2 separate regions of the Homo sapiens genome follow, and region 1 is linked to region 2. A link is a loop called in an ENCODE intact Hi-C map of the cell type or tissue named here. Cell type or tissue: Calu3. All regions are shown on one strand. Links, peaks and the distances in the headings refer to the core of each region. The heading gives the core; the rest is flanking DNA. Region 1 has its middle 40 kb from the start of TYW3. Region 2 has its middle 170 kb from the start of LHX8-AS1.

Region 1 (10,350 bases), core at 760-8,759, 190 kb before region 2:
AGCACGGGGCCCTATGCAAGCTGCACAGGTTGCACATACGTGAGGCTTGGTGCTTTAAGGGAAATGGGTGCCTTCCCACTCAACTGGGTGTTTAACCCTCCTCCCCACATTGAGAAAGAGGCAGAGTGCTGCAGATTCTGTGATGTGCCAGGACTTGACTCCTGCTCACATGTGGCGCCCTTGGGTTCCAGGACAATGGGTAGCTGTTTGGAAGCCTGCAAGGGTGGATGTTTTGGAAGCTAGGGCAAAGATCTCAGTGGCTACCCTTAGATGGAGTAAACCGTAGTCCTTTTCAGAGCCACTTGATTTCAAATGTGAGCAAAGGCAGTGATGAGCACCACGTTTTGAAAACAAGGGCTTTCTCCATTTTGAGATGAGTTATATGATTTGCTGGGTTAAGTGTTGAAGAGCCATGAAAAATGATCACCATCTTTATTCTTATAGATGGCTCCTTGAGCAGGCTTTAATTTGACTGGAGTTGCGGGGAGTAAATATTACACTCCCATATAAGGTGTATAATAGTGACTATTTTTTAGTTATGATTTTTGGCTTTTAAAAATGGGCTTTGACCTTCAAGCCTCTTCTTTCCATACTCTACTGGGCTTCTGTCAACATTCACGCTTCTCTAATGCAATAGGATTTTAATATTCACAAATGCTAATGTTTTTAAACTTAACAGTCCTTTAATGTCCTGGGTTTTTATGCATTCTATTCTTGCCAAGCAAGAATTTATGAGCCCTTTTTGGTTTTGCCTTTAATGTGGTTGAATTTAAACTATAACTTTAACTCATTGCAAATTTTATTTATTTATTCATCTATTTTAATAACATTTTTTGGAACAGTTTTAGGTTTACAGAAAAATTGAGAGAAAAAGTTCAGATAGTTCCCATGTACCCACTTCATCTGCCCACACATGATATCCTTTATCTTATATATCCTACATCTTACATTAGTGTGGGACTTTTTGTTACAATTGATAAGCCAAGATTGATGTTTCTTGACTAAAATCCATATTTCATGCCTCTCTTCATCTCTCTTCAATTCTGTTCTCTCCTGTAACTATTAGTCTATTAGTCCTATATTATACCTACTTATGGGCCTATTCTCCATATTGTCTAATCTTTTCATCCCCCTTCACCAGCTTCTCTTCATCTCTATGTGTGTCATTCTGTGTCATTCACTCGGGTTATTGTTTAGTTAACTCATACCCTCTTCAACTGTGTCTAATCTACTGCCTAGATAGTCCATTGAGTTTTACATTTCAAAGATTATATTTAATTATTTCTAGTTCTTTTTGGTTCATTTTCAAATCAGAGGCAGATTATTTAAAGGTTCTAATAATTATTTCTTTCTATATACCTTTTCCCAGATATTTCAATAAATTATATTTACACAAACCTTTCATACACTTGTATATTATAGAAATGATCTATGTTCTTTAGCTATTCCAAGGATAATTGAAAAGAATGTCCTCACCACCACCAAATCTAAACCATGCAAGAAGAAAGTGAACTATTTCTCAATAACCAGATTGTTTACATGCCATTTTTATTATTTATTCATTTACATGACAAATATTTTTTGAGCACCCACTATATGTCAGTCACATGCAACAGGACAAGGACTCTGCCTTCATAGAGCTTTCCTTCTAGTAACATTATTAAAGATTTTGTTTGTATTGGCACTTGCCTAGGATCTTTAGTGCTCTTTAAATTTTACTCATCAATCAGGGCTCAGCTCAAATGTTAACTCTTTTGAGAAGCTTTCCTAAAAGCTCATTTCATAATTAACTTCTTACATTCCTGTTTTTCCATAGCACTTTCCCAGTACTATATATACATAGCATTTTGTTTATACTTACATAACCACACAAACCAAGAAATCTCTTGGTAGCTATTAATTGCATACATATATATCTATCCATCACCACCATCATATTAAACTTTGACTAACTGAGGGACAAAGCTGTTTTTCCAATATTTTTATATCCCCAGCATCTTGGACGTTGTTGTTTTTTTAACAACTACTTTCTATTCTGGTTTATAAATGCATTGTAGCTGGGAGAGTTCATGAGTATTATGTAATTCATTATTTTATAAGCAAATGACAAAATCCCTAACCAAATTATATTACTATTCAATTCTTGAAGGAATCTTGAAATTGATAAAGTTAAATGACTGAAGTTAAAAAAAAGATGCTTAGAAGCCACTAAACACATGCATAATACTATTCTTTATATCTCACAAAATATCCAAATTTCCAGATGTTAGTATTCCAAGATATACCTTGTGACTAAACATGATAGGTCTTGTCTTTCTTTTTTCACACCAAGCCTTTTGAAAGCCTTTTTATTTTGAAATAACTTCAGATCTACAAATAAGTTATAATAGCACTAAGAATTCCTGAATATACTTTACCCAGAGTGACCATTCTCTCTCTCTCTCTCATATACAGACATACAGTACATATGAATAATCTCATATAAATATACAAACTTTTGAGAGTAAGTTAAATATATTTTACTCTTCACTCTTAAATATTTCAATGTATATTTCTTTAGAACCAGGAAAGTCTCATATAATCTCAGAAAAATTATAAAATCAGGAAATCTAACAGTTATACAACATAATTATATAATCTGCAAAACTTATCCAAATGTCATCATTTGTCCCAATGATATTCTTTGTAGGATAAACTGAATTGCATTTTGTTTCATATTTCTTTAATCTTGTTTAATAGTACATAATTGGTTATAAGCCTCTGCCTTTGATAACATTGACAGGCTTGAAGAATACAGGAAAATTTAATAGCCATCGATTTATATTTTTAATATTCATTTTTAACTAGGTTCAAACTATGCATTTGGAGCAAGAATATTATATAAGTGATGTGTTCTTGTCAAAGCATGACTTCAGTGGGTACAGGATTTCAGTTTGTCCCATTATTGGTTATGTTAACTTTGATCTCTTGGCTAATGTGGTGTCTGCTAGGTTTAATGGTAATTTTCCCTTTTGTAATTAATAAGAAATTTTAAGGATGCTCTACTTTGAGAATATGTAAATAACCTATTTTTATCCAACTTTTACCCACTAATTTCAGCATCTGTTGATTATTCCTCTCCAAATAAGTTATTACTATGATTGCAAAATAATGATTTGTTACCTCCATTATTCCTTCTACATTTATTAATTGGCATTCAACTTTAAAAGACAGCTTTGCTTTCACACACTCTCCCCACATATGAACTCATGGATTCTTGTTTGATTCAAAAGGTTATAATCCATTGCTATCATTATTTATTTTAATGTTCATATTATTCCAGATTTGACCAGTGGGAGTCCATTCAAGTTGACCCCTGTCTACTTTTAACGTATCTCTTTCAGTGTTTGAGCATCTCCTCATTATCTTGCACAAGGAGGCCTTCCAGGCTCATCTTGTACATTCATCTCCCCCAGTCATAGAATCAGCCAAAGAACCCCAATTCGTTTCGGTGGGGACTGGCATTTAGAAACAAAGTTCCTAAGCAATAAGTGTGTTCATGACAGCATTTTCTCTTTTTAAATTACAGAATTATTCATCAGTCTATAATAATCAGTAAATAATCATTATTCAAAGGTTAGATCTTATAGTTTACATCGTCCATGAGATGTGTTGACAGAAATGACATATAAAACTGTCTACTAAGTTCATTTCTCTGTGATATAGCAGCGGGAATGTTCATATTAATATACTGAAATACTGTCTCATTATATTCATTTAATGAATTTTTTTATTCCTCAGCTTTTCATATCAACTCCCACCTATTTTCTGTGACATCATAAGACTTAAATAAACTGTCCTTAACTCTTTGGAGAAAATAACTTTGCAGAGATCAAGAAATATTGGCTAATTTCATTATACTTAACAATTGCCAATAAATTATTCAAACCTGTTTATCTTTGTGGCTAATTTTTAATGATGCTTTGAAATGAGGCAAAAGCAAATGTATAAGTCATGTAGACTAACCAGTCTCTCCTACAGCCACTGTCTCCCACAGCAATAGGCATATTGTCAAATTGAAGTTTAATTCATAGGTTCTATGAAACGGTGGGTAAAGAAGGAAAAAGGAGAAACCAAATGCTCACATTGTCTGATTTTTCACAATTATCCACCAGGTGGCAGAGTACTACACGCAGTGGAAACAGTAGTTTGAGCTTCGTATAAGACAGAGTAGGTTTTCGTTTGTTGTTGTTTTTTTTATAAAAACAATTCTATAATATTTTGATAGTTTTATTTTTGAGAAATAATAACATTAGGAAAACATAATTTCTGCTTATCCTTCTAATAAATTAAATTATCTAATATCAAAGGATAATTCGGTCATACGGTATTTTAATAGCAAAAGCTATCCAGAAGTTTTCACCTTTGTTATTAAAGTATGCCATTAAAATTATGTTATTTCTAAAGAGTAAAATGAAAGAAATATTGGGAACAAGAATTTACTTCGAATCTTTAGGCTGTTTCAGTCTAAAACCTGCATTTAGTTAAAATTGTGAAATCATTAAAAAAAACTTCGTATCTTTAATTACATTATTCACACATCATGTATATATGTAAGGAATTCATAATCAACATCATTTTGTACAAATTCAAGGGATAAATCCTATTTATCCTATTCTAGCCAATTTCCTTAGACGCCTATACACACTAGACAGGGCTTATTTATTTGTGTATAGGTCTCTAAGGAAATTGTTCTCTCAGTGTATCTGTATTAAATCTACCCATGGTCTGAAAAAAGTAAACAATTACAGTTAAATTTATTAGGATTATAGATTTTTGTGTCAAACTGTTTGCATTTATACTTTTAATATTTCCATTCCTCATGCAGTCCCGTTTATTCTTTATGTTAACTGTAATGTTCAATACTTGAACAACAAATAGTTACAATATTTAACTACCTACATTTAGCCACCAAGTCTCTAAATAATCCATTGCTTCCAGTTTAAAACAATCATTCTAAGATTGGTAGTAATTCATGCCTAATGACAACTTATTCTGGATTTTGTACAACTATTGATAAATTATTTTTGATCCCTTAATTTTAAGGGATTTTGTGACACTGATTTCTCTTTGTGATTGTGTAAGTAAAATGGAATATACACTTTCAGTTTAGAGGACACTGCTGAGGATTTCGAAATACAGCACAGCTGAGTACTTAGGACTACAATTGTGGTTGGTGGCAGAAAAGTAGAAATAAATTAAGAGACTCTGGAAGTAAAGTCTGATAAGAAATCTTGTCCTGCATGCAAAGATAAAAATAACCAAATGCTGAGAAACCTTTAGTGATTTGTTGCCTTGCTACTGCTAGTGTGTGTTAGATTTAGTCCCAGTAACATCTGGTTTATCCTTGTAATCTCTAGTTTGCACTTTTTATTTGAAAAACAAAGCAGGATTTTTCTTAAATATCGCATTTGTATTTTCACTTACAAACTTTTGGAGGTATTTGGCATGTGTTCCTCCGTGAACTTAGCGTTTTTGCTTTCTTGCCTGGATCTCCATTTTTGATGCTAAACTTAACTGCTTCCCCAGACTTCTATATTGCACTGTTAGTAAATCAATCTCCTAAATGGGAAAATATTATTTGTGGGGACATTCTTTCACTCAAGGGATGAAGAATGGTTATTTAAAAGGGTTACATTTCATCAGCTATTTCTATAGTCACTTTCTTTTTCTGCCTTTCCATATTTTTTAAATGGAAAAGCTACATATGATCCCTTAACTTGGTTGGTTGGTCAGTGGGCTGACCTGTTGATGTTGAGCGTCTAAATATAGAAATGAGCATATAGCTTGCATCAGTTCCAGTATCATGCCTTCTTTCTATGGAAAATACATGATTCAATTTAATTACATAATCTGTCATTCTCTAAGACAGGGCTTCCAACAGGGCTAAACAATTCTGAAGCGGGTTTGTCTCTTTTTTTAAGAGGGCTAATCAGAAGGGATTTGTGATATTGAAATCACTAAGATATAATTATGAATGATTTTGTGCAATTCAGAAATGAAAAATTCTTCCCCAAAGCCCCAAATCTTTGAGTCTGTTTTGTTTTAAAATAATGGAAATTTGTTTCTTCACTTATATATCATGCTAGCATTGTTAGGTGAATTTCTTAAATGCCAAAAATGAAAATATACTTCCACAAGAAAAGATGAATGAATTTTAAGTGACAATAAGAAATGACATGTAATATAATCCTGGAAGTAGAAATTTCCACAATGATAAAAAACAAGGGAATTTATTTCATGAAAATAATATTAATAATGGTTTTTGACACTGAGATTTTTCATTGTTTCTTTACAATCAGAGAAAAAAGACATTTTTCAGAAAACTTTCCTTAGTCTGTTGACACGAACACCAATTTTTGCGATTAAAGTAGAAACCAGTAATTACATTTTAAAAAAATGACACTCTGGTAATTATATATTTAAAATATGAATCCTAATGTTTAATTAGGTCATATGACTGTAATATCAGCTTGCATTAGCAGGAGATTATCAAATCCCAGCAATTCATTCCATAGAGCAATACAAGTTAGAAAAGACTGCTATAATTGTGAGATTTAAATAGAATAAACCATAATGCAGTACAGTATTCTTTAAATATTTTAATGTTTACTAATGTTATTGAGTAATGAAGTTTATCATCATGGCATATTCTTCTTAGATAATTACTCCGGTAGCAATAAGCACATAAGAAGGTTGGTATTTTTTTTTTTTCCAGGAAAGCTTTCAAATTAATCTCAGAGCAGAGTTCAAAACATGTATTTGAAAGTGGCTTTCTGTATTTCTAATATGCATATGTATGTAGTATTATTTATTTTCTGAATGTAATTACATTGTTCTTGGATGTTAGGTAAGTAATTTTTATTTTTTAACCTGTATCATAAATCTATAAATTATTAGTTCTTACTCTCATTTCTTTCTATTTTTCATTTATAAATAATGCAGTGCAAAGAAAACCTCTTATTTTTAACATAAGTATATGTCTCATTTATGACTGATACTTTCTAAAAAGCTTAAGTATATGCCTGTATTTTGTATTTTAATGTTTCATTTTGCATTAATTATAATCAGTGAAGGTTTTTTGTTAATTTTTGTCTTAATCCCTCCTTGCTTCTATAAACCACACTGATTGGTATTTACTAGCTTTGGTTATATGACACAAATACAAAAAGAATCATAGTAGAGTTTATTTATTAATTATTGAATTGTAATGCAATCCTCTTTCAGCAATATTTTTCTTAGTAAAGAGATCTGTATACAATGTACATGTTGTACTTCTTTGATACCCTGTGGGAATTGTATTCCTTAATATTATATTTCTATCTCAAAGTTTGCTCTTTAAGATATAAAAATTAAGTGGCTACCATAGAATTCATTTGTATAGGTTTAATGAGACAGTACTTTTAAATACTTAAGTTTTAGAGTCTCCTTATGATGTAGCTAATGATTTGCACAGCTAAAACAGCTTGAGTACTTTTCCATTTAACCATAAAAGCTAGGATTTCCCATATATAAGTAACTTTATTACTCAAGAAACTTGTTTTGAAATTCTTCCACACATTATCCTTGATGATGCTATCAGAATTTTTATTAAAAAATCTTTCCTTTTTCCTTCTTGTAGCTACATCTGCTATAACTCATGGCTATAAATATATATTGTATAATGAAAACAAAGTCCTTTCTGGATGACAAGAATCTCAAATTGCTTGAGTGGCTCTGAGGATTAGATATTCTTTTATTTAATGGGCAAAAGGACAGTGATTTCCTTTGTCATACGCTTTGATTGTGTCTTTTTGTATTGACTAAAGCAGCCTATTATATTACAGGCACAGACAAAATGTGTGCTAACATTATTGTATCTATCGATGATATTTGGTGCCTGTGATTCACTGTAAGGAATCTATTTCCTAACACTAGGGGTCATTTCAGCTTGTGGCAACAGTGTATGATATTTAGTTTTAATAAAAGAAGAGAGTAGGAATATGACATTTCCTAGAAAAATATTATCCTGGAGAAACATTTTCCTGGGCTAGGATTCCTAATTTTTCCCCTAGTTAAAGTGTGAACAGATTCTGTTACAGTGTCTACTTTTCAAAAGTAAAACCAAGAAGTGCTTTGGGTTTCTTTTCTTGAGCTCATTTTTGTTAATTCTACTAAAATGTTCAGGTTCCACTCCTGAAGGCATCATGTTTCATCTCACATTTTGCCTCTGGTTGCTACTTACTATTTTGTCATCTTTTGGGGTTTGCTTGGCCCTTTTCTTCAAGCCTTTACATTCTGATTGTCTTGAGTTACAATGGAAGTCTTACTTATTTTTCTCTAATTTTCAAACTGCTGTGAAGTATAGCACACGCATCTGTTAGAGTAGAACTTTGTTCTTTCCATAACAAAATAAACACATTCTATTATAGCTCAGATTTTCTACCCTTAAACGTTTTTAAAATTTCAAGCCGTTTCTTAAAAGTTCTTTGATTTTCCTCTCTGGGACTTAATAATATAAATTACTTATTTCTTTTTAAAAAATCACTTTAAGGGCATGGCGCTAGACATGCAAGATGACATAAGAAACTATTTTTTACAGAATAGCATTATGTATTTTCAAATGAGCTCTAGATTATGTAATATGAATTATGATCCTGTTTATATTGAATGGAGTGGGTAATTGCAAGCTATAAATCATTTCTGCATATCTGAAAAATTTAGCCTTGTTATTCGAGTTGCACACATAAATAAAGAGAGTTTTATTTGTTTCTTTAAATCTATTTTTTTAGATCTGCTTAAAATCGGCTGTGCTTCAGAAAGTGTGGTATATTATGTTTAACCTTTTCAATCTAAAATCAAAATATTTTCTTTGATTCAAAAACTAGATATGTTTTCCATATCTAGCATATCCTAACATATGGAAAATACCAAAGAAAGTTATTTTTTCTACTAAAAATGAATAAGTGATAAAAATGTTTATTAAGCTTACATTGATGCAAATGATAGAGAATTGCCCTTTTTCTAACTTAGAATCAGAATTACAGCCTGATTTTGCAGACATGACAATTGGCCCGTGTATAGCTACAGCTGCAGCAGAGGCCTGCATTCTGCTTACCAAATTCTGTCATTGGTTACCTACCTATAAAAGGGAAATGAATGACCAATACTGTGTTTTGGTTCTGCTAATTGTCTATTCAGTTTTAATTAGCTTGTTTTAATTTTGGAAATAAAAGAGAATGAGGCATATTTTCAATAGGTGACATTTAACATTCTCAGATCTGAGGACAAAACGGTTCTAAATTACAGATAGGTTTTATTATAAAGATAACGGAAAGTGGCAAAACACGAGGAACAATATTACTGCTCACACTTCAGGCTTAAAGTTGCATGTTGATGTCAAGCATATTCTATTACCAAAAATCACTGATGCCTTTACTACATGAGGCTAATATGCCACGTTCCTAAAAATGCATAATTTAAAGCCATTTGAAAGAATGATTTTGAAAAAGTAACATATAATACAAAAGGTATGGTAGTCAGATAAGGTCAACCAAGTTCTATTTTAATCTCTGTCATTGGCTAGCTGTGTGACTTTTAGGAAATTACTACCTTACTGTAGCCTCTGTTTTCTCATTTGTACAATAATAAAGAGGCTGAATCCCCAAAATAGCATCTATGTAAAAGGAGCCTCATTTTAAAATATTAATGAAATGCTTGGCTATATATATCTTTCAAATATATGTACATATGCACATACGCATTCTAAGTTAGAAGCTAAAAAGTAAGGTTGTAGATAATGACTGTATATTACAATATTTTCAGTAACAAAAGCATTATCTGAGCCAAATTCATCAACACTGAAAGAAAAACAAACTCAGTGAAGCATTTAAAGGTATTATTTTTTGTGAAGTCCAATTCTCTGAAAGGTCAAAATCCTTTCCAAACAGTGGTACTCAGAGAGAATCACCCAAACTTATTTGGGTGTATTATAGGTAAATTGTGCAAAAGAATTCACAGCTCCTCTTCCTCCTTTCTTCTTTGGAGACCCTTAATTTTGACCACATTGAAACATGTGACATGGCATACAATATCAACTTTCTCTCTTTCTTCTTTTTTTTTAAAAGCATATTTTCAATATATATTAGTTGCTATTCTATCATAGTGGCAATGGGATTTGATGTCATGAAAATGGTAGCCCACAAGAGAAACACATTACAAAAGCAACTCCTTTCCACCCTTCCCTCCCCCTGAAATAATAACAATTTGCTAAATTGTTGGGAAGTTGTTATAATTCCTTTTCCAAATTATTACTCGCCCTTTAGATTAGAA
Region 2 (10,350 bases), core at 1,549-9,548:
GAAATGGTGGAATAACAACACAAAAGGATCACTTCCTTCTAAATTGTCACTTGGAGGAAAATCTCTTTCTTGTTGAGCCACTGTTAATATAGGGTTCTACTACAAATAACAGAGTTACCTCCTAAATAATATAAACACCATGGATAATGTTAACGGACAGGTCACAGATTGGGAGTTCATTGGCAATGTCTAAAATCAAGAAGATAAAAATCTAAAAGATGCAAAAAGAATCTAGTGCAAGCAAATAAACATGAAAAATAAAAAACAGGCAAAAGCTATTAACTTGCAATTCACATAAGAGGAAATCCGAAAGACTAAAAAGCATATAAGGAGATGATAAGTTTTATTAGTAATTAGAGAAATCAAAATTAAAATAATATATCACACCCATTAAATTGTCCAATATTGAGTAATGCTAGAAATTGATAGTGATGTAACGTTATAGGGATATTCTTATACTTTTGGTAGGAAGGTATACACAACCATTTTTGAAAGCAACTTGGCAGAGCCTAATTAAATTAGGTATACATATTTCCTTTGGCCTAGCAATCCTACTCCTGGATAGATATCCCAGAAAAATTCTTACAAAGATCCCAAAGCAGATACATAAAAGACTGAATTACAGGGATGTTTCTGGTAGTCAGGAAATGGAGATACTGTAGGTCTCTATCATTGATGGAACAGGTAAATAAAATGCAACCATTAGAAGCAAAATATATCTAATGCATATGATATATAGATACTAAAAATAGTGCTGAATAAAACAAGAAATACGAGATTTAAAGCACTAGATAATTATGTAAATTAAAAATGCATGTCTACCTAAATAACATATTTTATAAATAAATAAATATTTATTTCACAAAAATAGACACAAAAGACCCTACATTAGAATGGTTGAAGAATAAGGATAAAATGAAAAATAAATAAATAAAATGACAAAGAGGGCGGGCATGGTGGCTTACCTGTAATCCCAGCATTTTGGGAGGCTGAGGCACTAGGATCATTGAGCCCAGGAAGTCGAGACCAGCCTGGGCAACACAGGGATACCTGTCTCTACAAAAAATGAAATAAATTAGCTGGTTGTGGTGGCCCATGCCTGTGGTCCCACCTACTCAGGAAGTTGAGGTGGAAGGATCACTTGAGCTCAGGAAGTCTAGGCTACTGTGAGCCATTATTGCACCAGTGCACTCCAGCCTGGGCAACAAAGCAAGACCCTGTCTCAGAAAATAATAATGAAATAAAAGTAATAATAAAATAAAATAAAAAAGGGTCATTGCATACACTAGTGATGACAGTGTGCTATATACTAAGTATAACTAATTCAATCTTCTGCACTCCAAGTCTAAGAAAAATAATCATAAAACAAAATTTATACAAATAATTTGCTACAAAATTAACTCTGCCCTTCTTTAGTATATGCATTATTGTTTTCTTTGTATACTCTTTGAGGTATTTTTCTTATATAACAATCCTGTGAATCCTGTAAGAATTAATTTCACATTAATTTTCAAATTAATTTTCACAGGTCTGTAATCTAGGGAGTTAACCGGAGAGTAGAGGTGGTAGGAATATGAAGGATATGAAGGAAGAACTTTAAATGTTATTTTATCTTCTGGAAACTATGTCTACATCTTCTCTGAATATGTGATTTATTTTAATACTAGATCCTAGTATTATCTTCCTTTTCCACTCTAGGCTCAGAAGTACTAATCTATGTTCCTAGTGAACCTTTCTCTGTTTATAATTAGCAAGCCTAAAAAAGAAATGGAAAGGAGGTGGGGAAGTGATATGGTTTGGATCTGTGTCTCCACCCAAATCTCATGTTGAATTGTAATCCCCAATGTTGGAGGTAGTGGATGAGCTCTCACAAGATCTGGTTGTTTAAAAGGTATGGCACCTCCTCCCTCTTTCTTTTGCTTCTGCTCTGTCCAGGTGACATGCTTGCTTCTCCTTCACCTTCTGCCATGATGTAAGTTTCTTGAGGTCTCCCCAGAAGCCAACTAGATGCCATCATGCTTCCTGTACAGCCTGAAAAACCGTAAGCCAATAAAAACCTCTTTTCTTTATAAATTACTCAGTGAAATATTTCTTTATAGCAAGCAAGGACAGACTAATACAGGCGGATAACCAGAAAAAAAATGAAAAAGAAAGATAGCTAGTAAAATAAGTGCCTTGCTTTTTTATTCCATGTAGACTCTATGTCTTTAGGGTTAAGAGAATAAAAAGTACTGAGTGTGGAGCTCAGCTTTGAATCACTGAAACTCCAACCATTTACCAGAATCTTTTCATGATCTGTCTCTTTCTTGGTCAGCCAACTCTTCTGCTCTCTAAAAGGTTCTTAATACTGTAAGCCAAAATTGCTTGACTTCCTCCAAGTCTGATAGCCCTACGGATGCCTGTACTTATTTCCTATTGGGAATTAATTCATAAATTTAGTTTCAAAAGTGGATTTAGCCTTGTTATTTGCATCTCATTTTGGCAATTCCTTACTATAAAAAACTGTGCTTTGATTTGCTAACAGGACACCTTCTAGACCCTGTGGAATAGAGAAGCTCCACAGGATCTGTGTTCCCCACAGTGAAAATGGCCAAGTGTTCATCATTTGTCTTGAAAAAAGGAAATCTAAAACTAATCCTTGCTTCAGGTGAAGAAGCACTAATGTATTCACTCTACTAGAGCAAATAGATAAAAAAAGCAAACAACTATAGTAACAAAAAAAAATGTCTAGAGCAAAGAGGATCATGGCCACAGCAGGGAAAAAAGGATCATGGCTACAGTGTGGCTATAAATGCCCAGTATCTTTTTTAATAAAATATATTCTATAACCACAACCAGCTTCATGGATGTGCAACCAGTAGAGTCTCACAGGGCTCCATATTCAGAAGGACCCCACCTGGGGTTTAATGCTCTGGGATGGACATCTTGAAACTCTCCCAGCTGTGACTTGCCACTGCTCCCACCCTCTTCCTGAGGTAGCTACCAGTTCAAATTGACTGGAAGAGGTCATAGTTCTCTCCTCCAACCTTTCTCCCTGCTTCTGCACAGGGATCTGGGTGCAGGAAAGGTCCAGGTTAGGTATTCATCTCACCGTGCCTCTGGGTGTCAAAGCAGCAGTGCATTCAGTGTGTGACTCCATGGGGTCTCTCACCCAATCCCACTCAAGTATCAAGTAAGGCCTGGTGCTGGACGCCCATCTGCAGTAAATTAGGCAACATGCCTATGGGTAGGGGAAACTAACTTCTCTGCCCCTGGCTGTGGCTCCAAAGTTTCATTTTGCCCTGGGCCTGCAAATTACATAGTCAATTTGGCCTAAATCCTTCCAGGATCAGAATCAGTACTGAAAGGACATTTTTGAGGTGTTGGGGAGAAGTTTATCAAGTATTGTGACTCTACGATTGTTTCTCTATGTTTGATCTTCTTGAAGTTCTTACTCTGGGTCCCAGTGCCCACATCACACTGGCCCCCGGGGTGCACTCCTCCCTCCTACCATGTGGATTTAAGAAATCCTCTTTATCATCTTTCATGCAATTGAACCAAGCCAGAAACTTTAGAAGTGTTTGTTATATGTTGAAGAAAACAAAAATAATAATAAACACAGAATGCACAGGGTATAGAAATGTTCCATCTAACAAAGTAAAAGTTGTGGTCCTAGGATAGCAGGCTTGTTCTTAGAAAGCCTATGACTCAACCATTCCATGTATTAGCCCATTCTACTCCCCTTACCTCTCCACAAACTTTCCCTTTACCTATTTTTTAATTCTTTCCAGCAGTTCTAGTTTCCTCTCAGAGTAACCTATTACCAGGGTGACTTATACTAGGAATTAAGTTATATTTCAAAGGAAACCCTGCCTTCTAAAAAAAAAAAGTAGTTTTAGCTTTATAGACCTACCATATAGCATAGCCATATTATAATAAAGTACAAAACTATTTCATTCATATATAAGGAAATTCGTGATATAGCAACAAGGATATATCATTCCCTAGTAGTGGAATGCTAGAATATTTTTGTTTGTTTTCATCTCAAATTCTCTACAGTTAAACAATAATGTAGTCACAGGATCCACTGAAAAAGTGACATAGATTTTAGTGGCCATGGAAAGAAAGTAACATGTTCAAGCTTCTCTTTAAAGACCTGACATTGAACTGTGTTCCTAAAAGTTTTATTGTATTGCTTTAATACTTGATTGAGTTTTCTAATAAGTATGACCTAATTCTAACAGTATTTGATGGTTTTATTTTTCTTTTGGTTGTCATAGCTTGCTAATTTGTTTTCATATTTCTTCCTCATACAATTGGTTGATGTTAGCTATGATAGACTTTTTGTGCCAGCTTATATAATAACAGGCAAAGTCCTGCCAACTAATAAATAAATTATCTTAGGCTAGTAGATCCATGACTTTTGGATTTCATGGGATAGTAATTTTTTTTTTTCTGAGACAGAGTCTCCCTCTATCATCCAGGCTGGAGTACAGTGGTGCTATCACAGTTCACTGCAGCCTGGACCTCCCAGGCTCAAGTGATCCTCTTACCTCAGCCTCCCAATACTTGGGAATACAGGTGCACATCACCATGTCTGGCTAATTTTTAAATGTTATGTAATGACAAGATCTCCCTATATTGTCCAGGCTGATCTTAAACTCCTGGGCTCAAGCGATCATTCCACCTCAGCCTCACAAAGTACTGGGATTACAGATGTGAGCCACCATTCCCAGGCACTGGCAAATAATTTTAAAGTGAAGGTGAAACCGATAAATGATTGTCAATGTTTTATTTTATCAAGTAAAAAACAGTGGAAAGTAAAACACGATAATATTATTTCATAAAACAAAGGATATTTTAACACTAAAGGAAGTCCTTTAACTGAAGAAATGAAGCTATGAACTCACTCCATTCTCATTTCGTTGGGGAACACTGAAGATGAACATCAAAGATCATCACTGTTATTAAAAGAAAAACTTTAGACAAACTACATTTAACAGAGTTTAATTCAGCAAAGAATAATTTGTGAATCAGGCAGCCCCCCTAAGCAGAATAGGTTCAGAGCAACTAGACAGAGAAAGAAAAGTGACATTAAAGAAAACTATGGTAAGTGAGGTACAGAAACAGCTGAATTGGTTACAGCTCATTTGAACAGTTGGCGGCCTGTGAGTGGTTGAAGTATAGCAGCTGTGATTGGCTGAGACTCGGCTACTTGTTACAAGAGCACTTCCAATCTCTGTACACATCCAGGTAGGTTACAATTCACTATGTACAAAGAAACCTTTAGGCTGAACTTAAACTATGTAAGGAGGCAGCTTTTGGCTAAACTTAATACTGGGCAATCTCCTGAATTAGAGGTTGGCAAAACTGTTGAATTCTTAATAAATATTTCCCTCCAAACTTTTCAACTGCTTTAAATATTTCTGTAATTTTTATGAACTCTTAGATATGACAATACATGAGATTCAACAATATGGACTCTGTTGTTTTTCAAAGCCATTCTAAATTTAAAAACCGTTGAAGTAAACATTTCATTATACTTTTTTTATTATTATTAAGAACAGTAAACAGAAAGCACTGTAAAGTGCCATTGTCTTCTCTTGAATTCACCCAGAAGTTTTTTTTCTGTCTTGTGCTTTGTATCCAAAACTTTTATTATAAAAAAAGAATGCCATATATTACAAGTTTGAGACATACTATGCATTATTTTTAATACCTGTGACATTACTTTCTAACTAATGGCCTAATTTGACAAAGTAAGCCTCTAGTCTCATCACTCCATATCAATATGAATGTCTTCTTCTCTTTACAAGGCTATCTTACAGATAAAATTTATCTTGGAAAGTATTCTTTACATACATACATACATACATACACACACACACACACACACACACACACACACACCACACACATATATACACACAGATAAAAAGCGTTGGGAATTTTAAAAATTCTGACGAGGCTCTTTGCTTAATAAATGTGGTGTTCCTATATGTATTTTAAGCATATCTATCTAGAAATTTGTTGTTTCCTATGCAGAAAATAAAACACTGTATAGAAATAATGAGAAACTCAAACTCCCTCACCCTTTGTTGCATAATAATCAATGTAAGATATTATAAGGAAGTATTTATTATATCAAAACGAAGGACATTATTCTGATAGCTGTTGGATCTAAAATATAACATTTGACTTTCAAAGCAAGTAAATCAGCAGAGTTCCATATAGGGACTCGACCAACAAAGGATCATGAAGTTAAAAAGTCTCTGTTAATCAATGACAAATTTAGTACTTGTTGCTACAATTACAAAGATAATAGTTCCTTTATGTCAGTGCCTTTGGTTTTGCAGCTGTAAAATAGCTTTGAAATTCAGCATTTCAAGGAATAGAAATTAATAGGAGGTCATTTCTACCAGAGAAATTTTAGGGGCCCATCCTCTCTAATCATCATTAAAAACTAAATCCGTAGGAGAAGAGGCACTTTACTGATTGTCAAGTGGAAGCTATTATTCATTTGATGAAGCTCTTGGCACCGTGCCATCGATTCTGCTCTACAGCCTGCTGCTTGTTCTCCTTCATCTCGTGCAATCAGGGTTGTTTCTGCCTGCCAGGAGCTATTTATAGAGCAAGGGGGGAGAAAAGCTGATATGTTCTCCTTTTTGAAAAACAACTTTCAAACTTTGTAAGTACAAATCTGTTTTCCTTGTCACCAGACTGTGTCTGCTTTTACGTCGATGTAGAAGATAAAGGAAGCTGACTTCAAGACAACTGCCCTTCCTAATAATGATGATGGGATTTGGTTGAGTCACATGCTACACTCATATTGCCTCTAACTCCCCCAGGATTTATATTCCTCGAAACTACATACACCGTCATATGTTCATAGTGTAATTTTGTCATTTCTACACTTTGTGTCCGTTCCTGTTCTATATCTTAATAATTTCTGGAAGACACTCTCTACTTTCTTATTAAAAGTAAATATATTTGGCCCAAAAAAACCCTCAAAATATGAATGTAAGAAAACGGTTGGGGGCTTGATTTTTTTTTTTTTTTTTGAGAGCTGGTTTAAACTGAATTAACAGATTTTGGTGAAATTGTTCTTTCTACACATATAAAAAATGAATTTTCATAAATTTACTTAAAATACTGGTAATCTTAAGGTGATATAAACCTTATTCCCAATTTACCCACATGATATGGACACAGTACTCTCAAAGTTATCTGCAAGCATTTTCACTGTCTTGCATTGCAGTTGTGAACGTATTTTCTAATCTAAACTATTCAGAATCTTTATTTTTGAAAAAGTTTCAGACCTTAATCTCAGCAGTTGCAAAAACCATGTAAAATTTTTTACCCTCTAAAATAATATATACAGAAAATAAAAACAAATAGTAGTCTGCATTCAATATGCTTATCATTAAGAATAGCAATAGCAACAGTTCTGATTGCTAAAATTTAATGAAAAGGAATCGTATTTGTTTAGAGTTAAAAAAACTGAACTTTAAAAATACATGAAAATGTCAAAATTATATGGCCATGGATTGTTTTATGCAGATTCTTTTGAGAAATTTTGTTGGTGACTCTATCAAATGTTTTAACAAGAGACTTTTTTTTAAGTAGCCATAGAGGGTCTCTAGTAAATGTTTGCTTACAAACAGAATATTGAAGACTCCCTTAGATTGTATTTTAAAAAATACAATAGAGGATTAGTCAGAGGAGTGAAGTTATTCTTAGGAGAATAACTTGAGCTAGCAGGGTGAGAAACAGATCAAGGAATTTATTTGCTTTGTTTTACATTCTTAGAAGACCTACATTTCAACATCCCTTTTAGACTGTGGTATTTTCAGCATCCAGGCTTGCAGCAGTGACCAGAATAGTATGTTTATCTGTGAGGCTATAATACCTTTTCTTCTAAAACCTACATACCTACCACTAAGACATTTACCTAGAAAAAGCCAACATTAAATTAAATAGCTTTTGAACAAAAGCTATAGAATAGAAAGTGAAATTATTTATCATGGATCCATGATAAATAGACAGTCAATTGAGATAAGAAGAAAATAAAAAGTTCATTTGACTCTGAATTTTTGAAAATAATTCTGCATGGCCTGAACTTCTAGATAATTTCTGCCCCCTTCCCCCTTAACTTTCAGTTCTCAAAACCTTTCTCTGTATTCTTTCATTCCACACAATGAAGCAACTGAGGCACTTTTAGGATGGGATTATTAAATCTCTGCCACTAATTTGACTGCTTACTACTGGGGATCTGAAGGCTAGGCTACTGGAGCTAATCATCATCTTGAACATTTAATAATTCACTCAACAAGCATTTATTCAGTGCCTATTATGTGCCTACCATCATTCTAGCTGTTGAGATACATCAGGGAAGAAAAAAACACGAAAAATTTTGTATCCTCATTAAATTTATATTCCAAAACAAAGATCATCAAAAAATTGTCTTTATAAATATAGTCCTATGTTTCTCACAAATGAACATTAACTGAAGGGAGACACGTTCTTAACAGTTAGACAGTTCTTGAGCATTGCCCATATATGCCAAGTACTGTGTCAAATAGTTTTCTATGCATTATTTCGTTTAGTTAATCCCATTTAATCTTATTCTTCAAAAAAATTCCCATTATATCGATAAAGAAATGGATATTTCAAAATAATATTAAAATATTTGCTAAGGTTAGAGAGGTAAAGGGAAGATTTAACGCAGGTCTCTCTCATTTATAAGAATAGTCATTCCAGGCCGGGTGCGGTGTCTCACACCTGTAATCCCAGCACTTTGGGAGGCCGAGGCGGGTGGATCACGAGGTCAGGAGATCGAGACCATCCTGGCTAACACGGTGAAACCCTGTCTCTACTAAAAATACAAAAAAATTAGCCAGGCATGGTGGTGGGCACCTGTATTCCCAGCTACTCGGGAGGCTGAGGCAGGAGAATGGCGTGAACCCGGGAGGCGGAGCTTGCAGTGAGCCGAGATGGTGCCACTGCACTCCAGCATGGGCAACAGAGCGAGACTCCATCTCAAAAAAAAAGAAGAGTCATTCCAGGCAAATCTTCTACTGAGGACTTAGTACCATTTATTCAGCAAATATTAAAAGTGCCTAATATGTGTCAGGCACTGTTTTAAACACAATATATTCATGAATCAAAGAGGACAAGGTCCTGCCTTGTGCCTCATAAACCCTAGTTGTAGCAGACAAACAGTAAAAATAAACATAACAGGTAAGCAAATATGTATTACGTTAGAAGGATAACATTAGTGCATTGGGAAAAATAAGTCCAACTTTTTTGGTGATAACTGGAGTTCTTAAGTTAGAGAGAAAGAAAACTTTTTACTTCAACTTTTATAATTAAAAAAAAAAAAAGAGCCCAGGGACCTGTGACTTAACAAAACACCCCAAAGGATAACTGTTAGAGAAGAACACACACTGTAAGGAAGAGGTGACTTCATACTGAGATAAACGGACACCTGTTTTCCACCACCGTGGAGAGCTGGACTTGTCATTTTGACCAAGAGGAGCTTGCGAATAAAGGACAAAGCAGGGCATCAGTAATTGCCCATCTGGACTACAACAAACACACGTAAATCACTGGAAAATCACGTGTGGTTTGATGACATTTATCTACTTTGGCTTCCACTGACTGGCATGCCAAACCTCAGACACCAAAATGACTAAAGTTGGGGAATAAATACCCATCATTAAATTTCCAGTAGTTTAATAATTATCCCTCTTCCTGAGGACATGATTAAACCTCATACAACAGCAAAACTCCAACAAACTAAGCGACTTGGCATCAGAAGTGAAGGGAAAGTAAATGTGAAAAAGAGAAAAAGGATGAAAGTAACAAAGAAAATGAAAGAAAATAGAGGGAAGGAAAGGTATTGGCAACATATAGAGGAAAATCTCTTTGGTGGTTGTCAACCACCTTTTGGCTTAAGTCAATCCACCCACAGGCACTAAACAAAGTGATTTAGCAGCAATTTGGATTGTACCTCATTCCCACCATTCCAGGAGGTGGAACAAGCTCACCCTAGTGGCACCAAATAGTGCAGAAACACAGAAAATATAATTCTACCCTCCTGCCAAGCCTTTTCCTAGGGACAAGGATAAGGTAGATCTTTTTAGCACAAAAATGGTGAACTTTGTCTCTCCCTGTAGTACTAACTATATTTCATCAATATTGCTTCCTCAAGAGAGGAAAAAATGTAATCTATCTTTTAATATTATGTTAAGTGGTCCCAGAGTTATAATTGGCTCAAACCTCAGTCACAGTTCCTTATGATGGTTGAAAACTCAAAATAGTTTTATATCACTGGAACTTCCGGGTACAGCTGAAGGGAAAAAAAATCTT

The links. Peaks named below come from ENCODE experiments on the same cell type or tissue, not always from the same donor. Only the 100,000 strongest peaks of a DNase experiment are listed, where the experiment ranks them.
Region 1: a loop joins it to region 2, with 2.5 times the contacts of the local background. A loop is called at or near these places in 2 of 110 quality-filtered maps.

Annotation. Positions count from the first base shown.
Region 1 is chr1:74,767,966-74,778,315 of GRCh38, forward strand. No RefSeq gene overlaps it. Among named protein-coding and RNA genes, the nearest start is that of TYW3, 40 kb to the left of the region's middle. In Calu3, for the core only: a CTCF peak has its summit at 4,194 (motif pointing right); a DNase peak (open chromatin) is centred at 4,146.
Region 2 is chr1:74,958,136-74,968,485 of GRCh38, forward strand. No RefSeq gene overlaps it. Among named protein-coding and RNA genes, the nearest start is that of LHX8-AS1, 170 kb to the right of the region's middle. In Calu3, for the core only: no CTCF peak of the experiment used is centred there; a DNase peak (open chromatin) is centred at 6,536.